2 separate regions of the Homo sapiens genome follow, and region 1 is linked to region 2. The links are chromatin loops, found by intact Hi-C in ENCODE. Cell type or tissue: PC-9. All regions are shown on one strand. Links, peaks and the distances in the headings refer to the core of each region. The heading gives the core; the rest is flanking DNA. Region 1 has its middle 17 kb from the start of KPNA7. Region 2 has its middle 19 kb from the start of SMURF1.

The links. Hi-C counts contacts between places; a loop is a spot of excess contacts. Peaks named below come from ENCODE experiments on the same cell type or tissue, not always from the same donor. Only the 100,000 strongest peaks of a DNase experiment are listed, where the experiment ranks them.
Region 1: a loop joins it to region 2, with 11 times the contacts of the local background. A loop is called at or near these places in 8 of 110 quality-filtered maps.

What each region holds. Positions count from the first base shown.
Region 1 is chr7:99,222,149-99,227,521 of GRCh38, forward strand. No RefSeq gene overlaps it. Among named protein-coding and RNA genes, the nearest start is that of KPNA7, 17 kb to the left of the region's middle. In PC-9, for the core only: no CTCF peak of the experiment used is centred there; a DNase peak (open chromatin) is centred at 2,513; H3K4me3 peaks cover 439 bases; H3K27ac peaks cover 3,294 bases.
Region 2 is chr7:99,160,114-99,165,486 of GRCh38, forward strand. It overlaps a transcript of KPNA7 not described here. Among named protein-coding and RNA genes, the nearest start is that of SMURF1, 19 kb to the left of the region's middle. In PC-9, for the core only: no CTCF peak of the experiment used is centred there; a DNase peak (open chromatin) is centred at 2,388; H3K27ac peaks cover 2,775 bases.

The DNA.
Region 1 (5,373 bases), core at 102-5,101, 62 kb after region 2:
ACCCCAAGGCGAGGGCCCAAAGGGAGCCTCTTGACATTGATTGGGATTTATTTCCTCCTTTTCATCAAGAATAATTTCAAGCCTAGGCAACATAGTGAGACCCCGTCTGTACAAAAAAAAATTTTTTTTTAATTAGCCAGGCATGGTGGTGCACACCTGCAGTCCCAGCTACTCAGGAGGCTGAAACGGGAGGATCGCTTGAGCCTGGGAGGTAAAGGCTACAGTGAGTTGTGACCATGCCACTGCACTCCAGCCTGGGAGACAAAGGGAGACCTTGTCTCAAAAATAATACTAATTATGATTTCAGATTAAAAACAGTCATTCTCATTCACTAAAAAAAAAACTTCAGGCAACACTTATAAATGTAAAGAAGGTTTAAAAAAATCACCTGGGCCGGGCGCGGTGGCTCATGCCTGTAATCCCAGCACTTTGGGAGGCCGAGGCGGGTGGATCACGAGGTCAGGAAATTGAGACCATCCTGGCTAACACGGTGAAACTCCGTCTCTACTAAAAATACAAAAAATTAGCCGGGCGAGGTGGCGGGTGCCTGTAGTCCCAGCTACTCGGGAGGCTGAGGCAGGAGAATGGCGTGAACCCGGGAGGCGGAGCTTGCAGTGAGCCGAGATAGCGCCACCGCACTCCAGCCTGGGGGACAGAGTGAGACTCCGTCTCAAAAAAAAAAAAAAAAATCACCTGAAATCCCACCACCCAGATAAACTCACCGTGATCTGATCTGATCTTATCTTGGTGATCAGAGAAGCACCTATTTTGCAAAAAAGGGGTTAAGCTGTTCTAGAACCTTAAAAATATATATACATTTACATCCTCAGTTTTTTAAATATTCCATTGTATGGGCTGGGCATGGTGGCTCACACCTGTAATCCTAGCACTTTGGGAGGCCAAGGCAGGGGGATCACTTGAGCCCAGGGGTTTGAGACCACGTCACTACAAAAAAAAAAAATTAGCTGGGTATGGTGGCACGTGCCTGTAGTCCCAGCTACTTGGGAGGCTGAGGTGGCAGGATGGCTTGAGCCCAGGAGGTTGAGGCTGCAGTGAGCTTTGATCGTACCACTGCACTCCAGCCTGGGTGACAGAGTAAGACCCTGTCTCAAAAAAAAAGAAGAGAGAGAGAGAAGAAAAGAAAGAGGAGAGGGAGAGGGAGGGAAAGAGGAAGGAAGGGAGGGAGGGAGGGAGGGAGGAAGGAAGGAAGGAAGGAAGGAAGGAAGGAAGGAAGGAAGGAAGGAAGGAAGGAAGGGCGGGCACGGTGGCTCACGCCTGTAATCCCAGCACTTTGGGAGGCCAAGGCAGGCAGATCACGAGGTCAGATGGAGACCAGCCTGGCTAACATAGTGACACCCCGTTTCTACTAAAAATACAAAAAAATTAGCCAGGCATGGTGGCAGGCGCCTGTAGTCCCAGCTACTTGGGAGGCTGAAACAGGAGAATGTCACGAACCCGGCAGGAGGAGCTCGCAGTGAGCCAAGATCGCACCACTGCTCTCCAGCCTGGATGACAGAGCGAGACCCCATCTCAAAAAAAAAAAAAAAAAGAAAGAAAGAGAAAGAGGGAGGAAGGGGAAAAAAAGGAAGGAAGGAAAGCAAGCAAGAAAGCAAGCAGGAAAGAAAGGAGGAAGGAAGGAAGGGAGGGAGGGAGCGAGGGAGGGAGGGGAGGGAGGGAGCGGGGGAGGGAGGAAGGATGGAAATGTGGAGGCAAAGTGACTACTTACCCACAGCCATGCAGCTCATGGGGCATTTTGTGATGCTCACCTACCGTCACAGAACTCGACAAGAAACCAAGAAAAGAATGAAAGAGGAAAAGGGAGGGGAGAGATTGGAACTTAGGGGCCTATTTCCTAAATCTGGCTGTCTGGGGGGCAGGGACCAAGCCCTCTGCATGTGTCAAGTCCGGGGGTTTCTGGATGTGCATGCCAAGAACGTCTCCATCTCCACCACTCCCCAAATGGAGCACGGTGCTTGGGAGTCATCGTTCCCATCCCAGAGATCTGGCTATCATTCATTCAATAAATATGTCTTCATCATCTAATAGGTGCTAGGCACTTCACATATATGAACTCATTTAATTCTTCTAACAACGGGATTTAGGGCCAGGCGCAGCGACTCATGCCTGTAATCCAAGCGCCTTGGGAGGCCGAGGCAGGCAGATCACGAGGTCAGGAGTTCGACACCAGCCTGGCTAACACTGTGAAACCCTGTCTCTACTAAAAACACAAAAAATTAGCCAGCCATGGTGGCATGTGCCTGGTGTTCCAGCTACTCAGGAGGCTGAGGCAGGAGAATCGCTTGAACCCAGGAGGAGGAGGTTGCAGTGAGCCGAGATTGCGCCATTGCACTCCAACCTGGGTGACAAGAGTGAAACTGCATCTCAAAAAAAAAAAAAAAGAGAGAAACGGAGCCATGTCTCAGATGCTGACTCATTGTGTTATCTTTGGGCAAACTGCTTCACCCCTCCGAGCCCATTTGCTCACCTGCTGAAAAGAGACCATTACTCATCTGCCCCACCCGCCTGCCCAGGCTATTGGAAGGATCAAAATTAGATTTTGGACTCCGGGGACGTCTGTTTTTATTGTTGTGCCAATGCCAACCCATGACTCTGGGGAATTTTTTTCAGCCAGAGGATTTAAGCCCGCTTGATTTCTATAGAAAAACCCATTAAACTTTCTCCAGATACCATGAGCCAATGATTCCATCCAATGCGCTTCTTGCTGCATTTTTAAAGGCAGGGCACTCTGTGTGCCCACTCACTCTTGGGCAGTGCTAGCCACCTGAAAATTAACCTGAGGCCTTCCCCAAAGCAAACTCCCTCTTCCTTCTTTCTTTCTTTCTCTTTCTTTCTTTTCTTTCTTTCTTCTTTCTTTCTTTTCTTTCTTTCTCTTTTTCCTTCCTTCCTTCCTTCCTCTTTCTTTCCTTTCTTTCTCCTTCCTTCCCTCCTTCCTTCCTTCCTTCCCTCTCGCTCTTTTTCTTTCTTTCTTTCATCTGTTTATTTTGTTTTGAGATGGAGTCTGGCTCTGCCACCCAGGCTGGAGTGCAGTGCTGGCATCTCAGCTCACTGCAAGATCCACCTCCTGGGTTCAAGCGATTCTCCTGCCTCAGCCTCCTGAGTAGCTGGGATTACAGCACCCGCCACCACACCCGGCTAATTTTTGTATTTGTAGTAGAGATGGGGTTTCACCATGTTGGCCAGGCTGGTCTTGAGCTCCTGACTTCAGGTGATCCACCCGCCTTGGCCTTCCAAAGTGCTGGGATTACAGGCATGAGCCACAGCGCCTGGACTATTTTATTGTAGAGACAGAGTCTCACTCTGTCACCCAGGCTGGAAGTGCAGTAGTGTGAAGACGGCTCACTGTAGCCTCAAGCTCCCCTGCCTCAGCCTCCCGAGTAGCTGGGATTACAGGTGCCCGCCACCACGCCCAGCTTATTATTTTTTTATTTTTGTAGAGACAGAGTCTTGTTATATTGCCCAGGCTGGAGAAGCAACATTATCTGAGATGGAACTTTCTGGAATATTAACCATTAAACCTCCCCACCCTCATGAGAAGCTCAAACCACAAGAGACCAAGGGGCAGCTCTTGCTGCACGGGGCCAGGAGCTGATGGCTTCCTTTGCTCCAGATCCACCTGCCATCCTTTTCCACCCCATCCTGGGTCCAGGAGGCTGACCCCCCAGGTACCTGCCTGGGTTCCTACTTTCTGGCTCTGGTTGGGTTTGGCCACAGGAGATGCTGAGAGGAGATGGGTGCGCAGGAGGGGAGAGGTGAATGCACCCCCGGCCCTGCTGGGTCTGGTCGGGCGGCAGTTGCACTGTCCCCCTGGAGTTGCTCCGTGCCCCTGGGGGCCAACGCTTCTCCCACAGCCACATCCAGGGTGCAGGGGCTTCCCCTATGGCCTGAGCAGGCGGTGCTTTACTGTACCTATTGTCTTTCTTGAACTCTGCCCCACCTCAGTAAATTGTCTCTTCATTAAACCCTATGCAGTGAGGCCAGGCACCACGGCTCACGCCTGTAATCCCAGCACTTTGGGAGGCCAAGGCGGGCGGATTGCTTAAGCCCAGGAGTTCGAGACCAGCCTGGGCAACATAGCAAGATTGACCTCCATCTCTAAAGAAATAAAAATAAAAATAATCAGCCTGGGCCAGGCGCAGTGGTTCACGCTCGTAATCCCAGCACTTTGGGAGGCCGAGGCAAGTGGATGTGGATCATGAGGTCAGGAGTTCAACACCAGCCTGGCCAACACAGTGAAACCCCGTCTCTACTAAAAATACAAAAATTAGCTGGGTGTGGTGGCAGGCGATTGTCATCTCAGCTACTCAGGAGGCTGAGGCAGGAGAATCGCTTGAACCCAGGAGGCGGAGTTTGCAATGAGCTGAGATCACGCCGCTGCACTCCAGCCTGGGTGACAGAGCAAGACAAGACTCCGTCTCAAAAATAAAAAAATAATCAGCCTGGCATGGTGGTGCCTGCCTGTAGTCCCAGCTACTTGTGGGGCTGTGTGAGGCGGGAGGATCACTTGAGCTCAAGCGATTGAGGCTGCATTGAGCTATGATGGCACCACTACATTCCAGCCTGGGTGACAGAGCAAGACCCTGTCTCTCATAAACAGACAAATAAACAAACGCTCTGCAGTGGCCCCACTGGAGTGTGCTCTTTCCTGCTGGGACCTGGACTAGGACAGAAAGATAACCTCCTGCCAGAGAACAGACCTTCCCAAAATCACTGTGGGGCAGGGGGCCCGTTTCTTCTCACCAGCCTCTGCCCCCATCAGCCAGAGCGTGCTGATCACATGGGAATAAGCAAGAAGCACCTCGGGACCCAGGCTTGGGAGGGTGGCCCATAGATGGGATCCAGGCCCTGGCTGCCAGGTGACGGCTCCCACCAGCAGCCTCTCCCCAATCTCTGGACACTGCCCTGAAAGTGCCCAGGAGGGGATGGGATGGGGATCATCGTACGATTGCAAACAATTGAGCTTAAAGACTTATACAACACATAATCCTAATATCAGGTGGAGAAAAATGTAAATTTCACCTCAATTTTAACCTCGCCAGCTTTGCCCAGAGGAGCTCCACTTTTTCTCTTTACAAACCAGAACTCTGCACAAGAATCTGCCCGTTAAAAGCTTTGCTGCTAAAGATATTAAAAACAGACCTGGCCAGGCATGGAGGTTCACACCTGTAATCCCACCACTTTGGGAGGCTGAGACAGGAGGATCTCTTGAGGCCAGGAGTTCAAGATCAGTGTGGGCAACATAGTGACCGCCCCCCACATCTCTACAAAAAAAAAAATTAAAAAGTTAGTTGGGTGTGGTGGCATGCATGCCTGTAGTCCCAGCTACTTGGGAGGCTGAGGTGGGAGAATTGCTTG
Region 2 (5,373 bases), core at 73-5,072:
TCCCAGGTTCACGTCATTCTCCTGCCTCAGCCTCCTGAGTAGCTGGGACTACAGGTGCCCGCCACCATGCTAGGCTAATTTTTTTTGTATTTTTAGTAGAGACGGGGTTTCACCGTGTTAGCCAGGATGGTCTCAATCTCCTGACCTCGTGATCCGCCCGCCTCGGCCTCCCAAAGTGCTGGGATTACAGGCGTGAGCCACGCACCCGGCCTCTCCTCTGTCTTTTGTATTTCTTATAAATTGGTAGTTGCATCTAGGGGTTTAATTGCAGCTTCCTATTGTTTTATATTCAACTTCATGGATTCTTTCCTGTCTCCTCCATTCTGCTGTTAAGCCCATCCAGTAAATTTTATTTATTTTAGGGACAGGGTCTCGCTATGTTGCCCAGGTGGGTTTTGAACTCCTAGGCTCAAGCAATCCTCCTGCCTTGGCCTCCCAAAGTGCTGGGATTCAGGTTTGAGTCACTGCACCCAGCCATCATCCAGTAAATTTTAAATTCCAGTTATAGTATTTGTCAGTTCTAACACTTACATTTGATTCTCTTCTATTTCTTTGCTGAGACTTCAGTGGCCCTAGGTTATCATTTAAATGATGTCTTTTCAAATGAGAACAAATGATCCACTCCAGGGTGGAGTGGATGAGTAGGGAAGCCAGCCTCCAAGATGGTTCCCAATGACCTCTGTCTTCTGGTCTTCACACCTCTGCATAGCTCCTCCCACATCCTACAAGGTTATCGTATAGCAGAGTGATTGTATGCCACCTTTTTTTTTTGAGACAGAGTCTTTCTCTGTCACCCAGACTGGAGTGCAGTCACATGATGTCAGCTCACTGCAACCTCCCAGGTTCAAGCTATCCTCCTGCCTCAGCCTCCCGAGTAGCTGGGACTACAGGCATGTGCCACCACACCTGGCTTATTTTCGTATATTTTAGTAAAGACAGGGTTTCACCATGTTTACCAGGTTGGTCTCGAGCTCCTAACCTCAAGTGACGTGCTCACCTCAGCCTCTCAAAGTTCTGGGATTACAGGCGTGAGCCACCATGCCTTCTAAGATTAGGTTATAAAGGACCATGGCTTCTGTCTTGGGGATTCTGTCTCCCATGTACACAAACTCTCTCTCTCTCTCTCTCTCTCTCTCTCTCTCTCTCTCTCTCTCTCTGATCACTTGCTCTGGGAGAAGCAAACTTCCCTGTTATTGGAGATTCAGGAAGCCCAAGGGAAAGCCTGTGTAGCGTAGAACTGAAATATCCAGCCATCAGCCACTGAAGAACTGAAACCCTCTAACTACCACATACTACCATTGTAAGTAGGTCCTCTCCCAGTTGAGTCTTCAAATGAGACCACAATTCTGGCTGACAGCTTAAGTCCAACCTCATAAAAGACCTTGAGAGCCAGAACCATCTAAATTGTCCCCCAGATTCTTGCCTTACAGAAACTCTGTATAATAATTTTTTTAAGCTGTTAAGTTTCTGGGAAATTTGTTATATAGCAAGTAACTAATTCATGAGGCTTTGAATTAGTTATTAGTGATTCCCTGTCTGCCACTTACTGAAAGATGAAGGGCAAGTTGGCTAACCTTATGAGCTCCAGTTTACTTGGAAATTGAGGATAACCATTTTTGCATCGCCTTGTTTGACACTTGAACCCCTTCTTTTACAGATGAAAAAAACTGAAGCCCAAAGGAATTGACAGAAAAGAATCCACAAATGAGGCACTTAACAGTGAAATTACATGACATGTCCAGGCTTAGGCTATTTAGAAAAAGAGTAGAACTGACCCCAGGGCTCATGGCTCCAAGTTATTCTTTTATGCCTTAAAGCAAACTGTGCTGCCTTATAATGCATGCCATTATCATTAACACAGTCCATGTTTCAGGAAAAAACAGCAGATAAGTTACGCAGTGTGCATGGCTAACCAAGATTGCAATTTTTTTTTTTTTTTTTTTTTTTTTGAGATTGAGTTTTGCTCTTGTTGCCCAGGCTGGAGTGCAGTGGTGCAATCTCAGCTCACTACAACCTCCACCTCCTGGGTTCAAGTGATTCTCCAACCTTGCCTCCCGAGTAACTGGGATTACAGGCATGTGCCACCATACCCAGCTAATTTTGTATTTTTAGCAGAGACAGGGTCTCACTATGTTGGCCAGGCTGGTCTTGAACTCCTGACCTCAGGTGATCTACCTGCCTTGGCCTCCCAAAGTGCTGGGATTACAGGCATGAGCCACCATGCCCAGCTGAGAATTGCATTCTTTGAGGTACATTACAATTTCTGGGCAAATGCAAAAGGTCAAAGTTGTTCCAGTTCAGTGTTCACACCGTAAACCAACCTATAGCCATTCACACCTTCCTTCCTCTTTGTTGCCTCACCAGTCGTCCCAACTCCCCGAGTCTAAGCAGGTGGGCACCCAGCCAGAAGGTGACTAACACCATCTCTTTGCACCCAGACCATATACCAAAGGCAAATTGCTCCTTTTTTTAAACCTTGCTAGGCAAGTCAGTATTAGTATCTTCAAACTACAAAGGCTGCTTTGTCATGCAAAGAGAAGGAAAAAAAGAGGTTGACAGTATTTTGAGCCAACAAGGTTAGATCACTCGGACAACAGTGACTAAGCTCAACAGGGCTTCCAGCTCTTTTAATTAAAAAAATTTTTTCTCAAAGACCTATCTTTGTAAACCATCTCACCTTTCCACCTCCCTTCAACTACAATCTACGAATAGGGGGAAAAATGCTTTAAGATGTTGAAAAAGAATCTGTATTCCAATCAGATTCTTTGAAAAAAAGTATATGTAAGGCTGGACACGGTAGCTCACGCCTGTAATCCCAACACTTTGGGAGGCTGACACAGGCAGATCAACTGAGGTCGGGAGTTCAAGACCAGCCTGATCAACATGGAGAAACCCTAGCTCTACTAAAAATACAAAAATTAGCTGGATGTGGTGGCACACTCCTATAATCCCAGCTACTCGGGAAGCTGAGGCAGGAGGATCACTTGAACCTGGGAGGCGGAGGTTGCAGTGAGCCGAGACTGCGTGACTGCACTCCAGCCTGGGCAGCAAGAGCAAAACTCTGCCTCAGAAAAAAAAAAGTGTATGTAAATTCAACCTAGAAAAGAAATGCAAACAAAAATTATTGTATTGAAGTCATAGGACCATTTTTTCAATATGTTTTTTCAATTACAAATATATTAAATTTGTAATATATTTATATATAATATACATATTTTATATATGCACTATAAATATGAGTGTGTGTATATATATATATATATATATATATTTTTTTTTTTTTTTTTTTTTTTGAGACAGGGTCTCACTTTGTTGCCCAGGCTGGAGTGCAGTGGTGCAATTGTAGCTCACTGTAACCTTGAACTCCTGGGTTCAAGTGGCCCTTCTACCTCAGCCTCCTGAGTAGCTGGGGCTACAGATCCTCACTACCATGCCCAGCTAATTTTTTATTTTTATAGAGATGGAGTCATGCTGTGTTGCCCAGGCTGGTCTTGAACTCATGGCCTCAAGTGATTCTCCCACCTCAGCCTCCCAAAGTGCTGGGATTATAGGTATAAGCCACCACGCCTGGCCTAGTGTGTATTTTATATATAACAAATATTACCTATTTAACATTATTTAATGTAAAAATTCAAATGTTATATACTGTCTCTATTTTGACAGAATGGGACTTAATCTTTTGGATTTAAATAATGTCTCGAGTTACGGTATCATTTTCTACTCCTCATGGGCATCACTTAAGATCCCTCAGTCTCAAGCAACAGGAACCTACTCTGGCTACTTAAAAAGAATTTCTCGAAAATGCAAATCAAAACCACAATGAGATACCATCTCACACCAGTTAGAATGGTGATCATTAAAAAGTCAGGAAACAATAGGTGCTAGAGAGGATGTGGAGAAATAGGAACACTTTTACACTGTTGGTGGTACTGTAAACTAGTTCAACCATTGTGGAAGTCAGTGTGGTGATTCCTCAGGGATCTAGAACTGGAAATACCATTTGACCCAGCCATCCCATTACTGGGTATATACCCAAAGGATTATAAATCATGCTGCTATAAAGACACATGCACATGTATGTTTATTGCGGCACTATTCACAATAGCAAAGACTTGGAACCAACCCAAATGTCCAACAATGATAGACTGGATTAAGAAAATGTGGCACATATACACCATGGAATACTATGCAGCCATAAAAAATGAAGAGTTCATGTCCTTTGTAGGGACATGGATGAAACTAGAAACCATCATTCTCAGCAAACTATGGCAAGGACAAAAAACCAAACACCTCATGTTCTCACTCATAGGTGGGAATTGAACAATGAGAACACATGGACACAGGAAGGGGAACATCACACTCCGGGGACTGTTGTGGGGTAGGGGTAGGGGGAGGGATAGCATTAGGAGGTATACCTAATGTAAATGACGAGTTAATGGGTGCAGCACACCATGGCACATGTATACATATGTAACTAACCTGCACATTGTGCACATGTACCCTAAAACTTAAAGAATTTAAAAAAAAAAAAAATTTCTCGAAAGAGTATGGGAGAGCACCTAAGACCAAAAAGGAGGCCTGGAGAGGCAGGATGCAGGTAGCCACTGGAAACATCCACAGCAGGGCTTGCCACTGGAGTCATCAAAGACACATGAGCTATTTCTTCTGTCCCCAGCCCCTGGGTTTAAGATTCAAAGTCTCAGACCGGGTGTGGTGGCTCACGCCTGTAATCCCAGCACTTTGGGAGGCCGAGGCAGGAGGATCACCTGAGGTCAGAAGTTTTGAGACCAGCCTGGTCAACATGGCAAAACCCCGTCTGCTAAAAATACAAAAAGTAGCCGGGTATGGCAGTACCCGCCTGTAGTCCCAGCTACTAGGGAGGCCGAGCATGGTGGCATGTGCCTGTAATCCCAGCTACTCAGGAGGCTGAGGCAGGAGGATCACTTGAGCCTAGGAGGCAGAGGTTGCAGTGAGCCGAGATCATGCCACTGCACTCCAGCCTGGGCGACAGAACACGACTTTGTCTCAAAAAATAAAAATAAAATAAAATCTGCAGCTCTGATCATTGGGATCACTTGTTGGAATGGCCGGGTTCCTGTGCAGTCACCTAGCAGATGTCTACCAATGACAGGCCCTACTCACAGCCACTGCACTCCAGCTTGGGCGACAGAGCGAGGCCTTGCCTTTTTAAAAAAAAAAAAAAAGGCTCAGAGAAAGAGTATGCTTGGCCAAAGATCTGCCACCTAGGGCATCCTGAGCTGAGGAGGAAAGAGGGTACAGAGTCTCCCAGTTGCCCCCATCTCCATATGGGATGGCACAGCCCCTCGAGGAGCACCCCACCCTCAGCATAGCTCTCAGCAGTGGACAGATAAT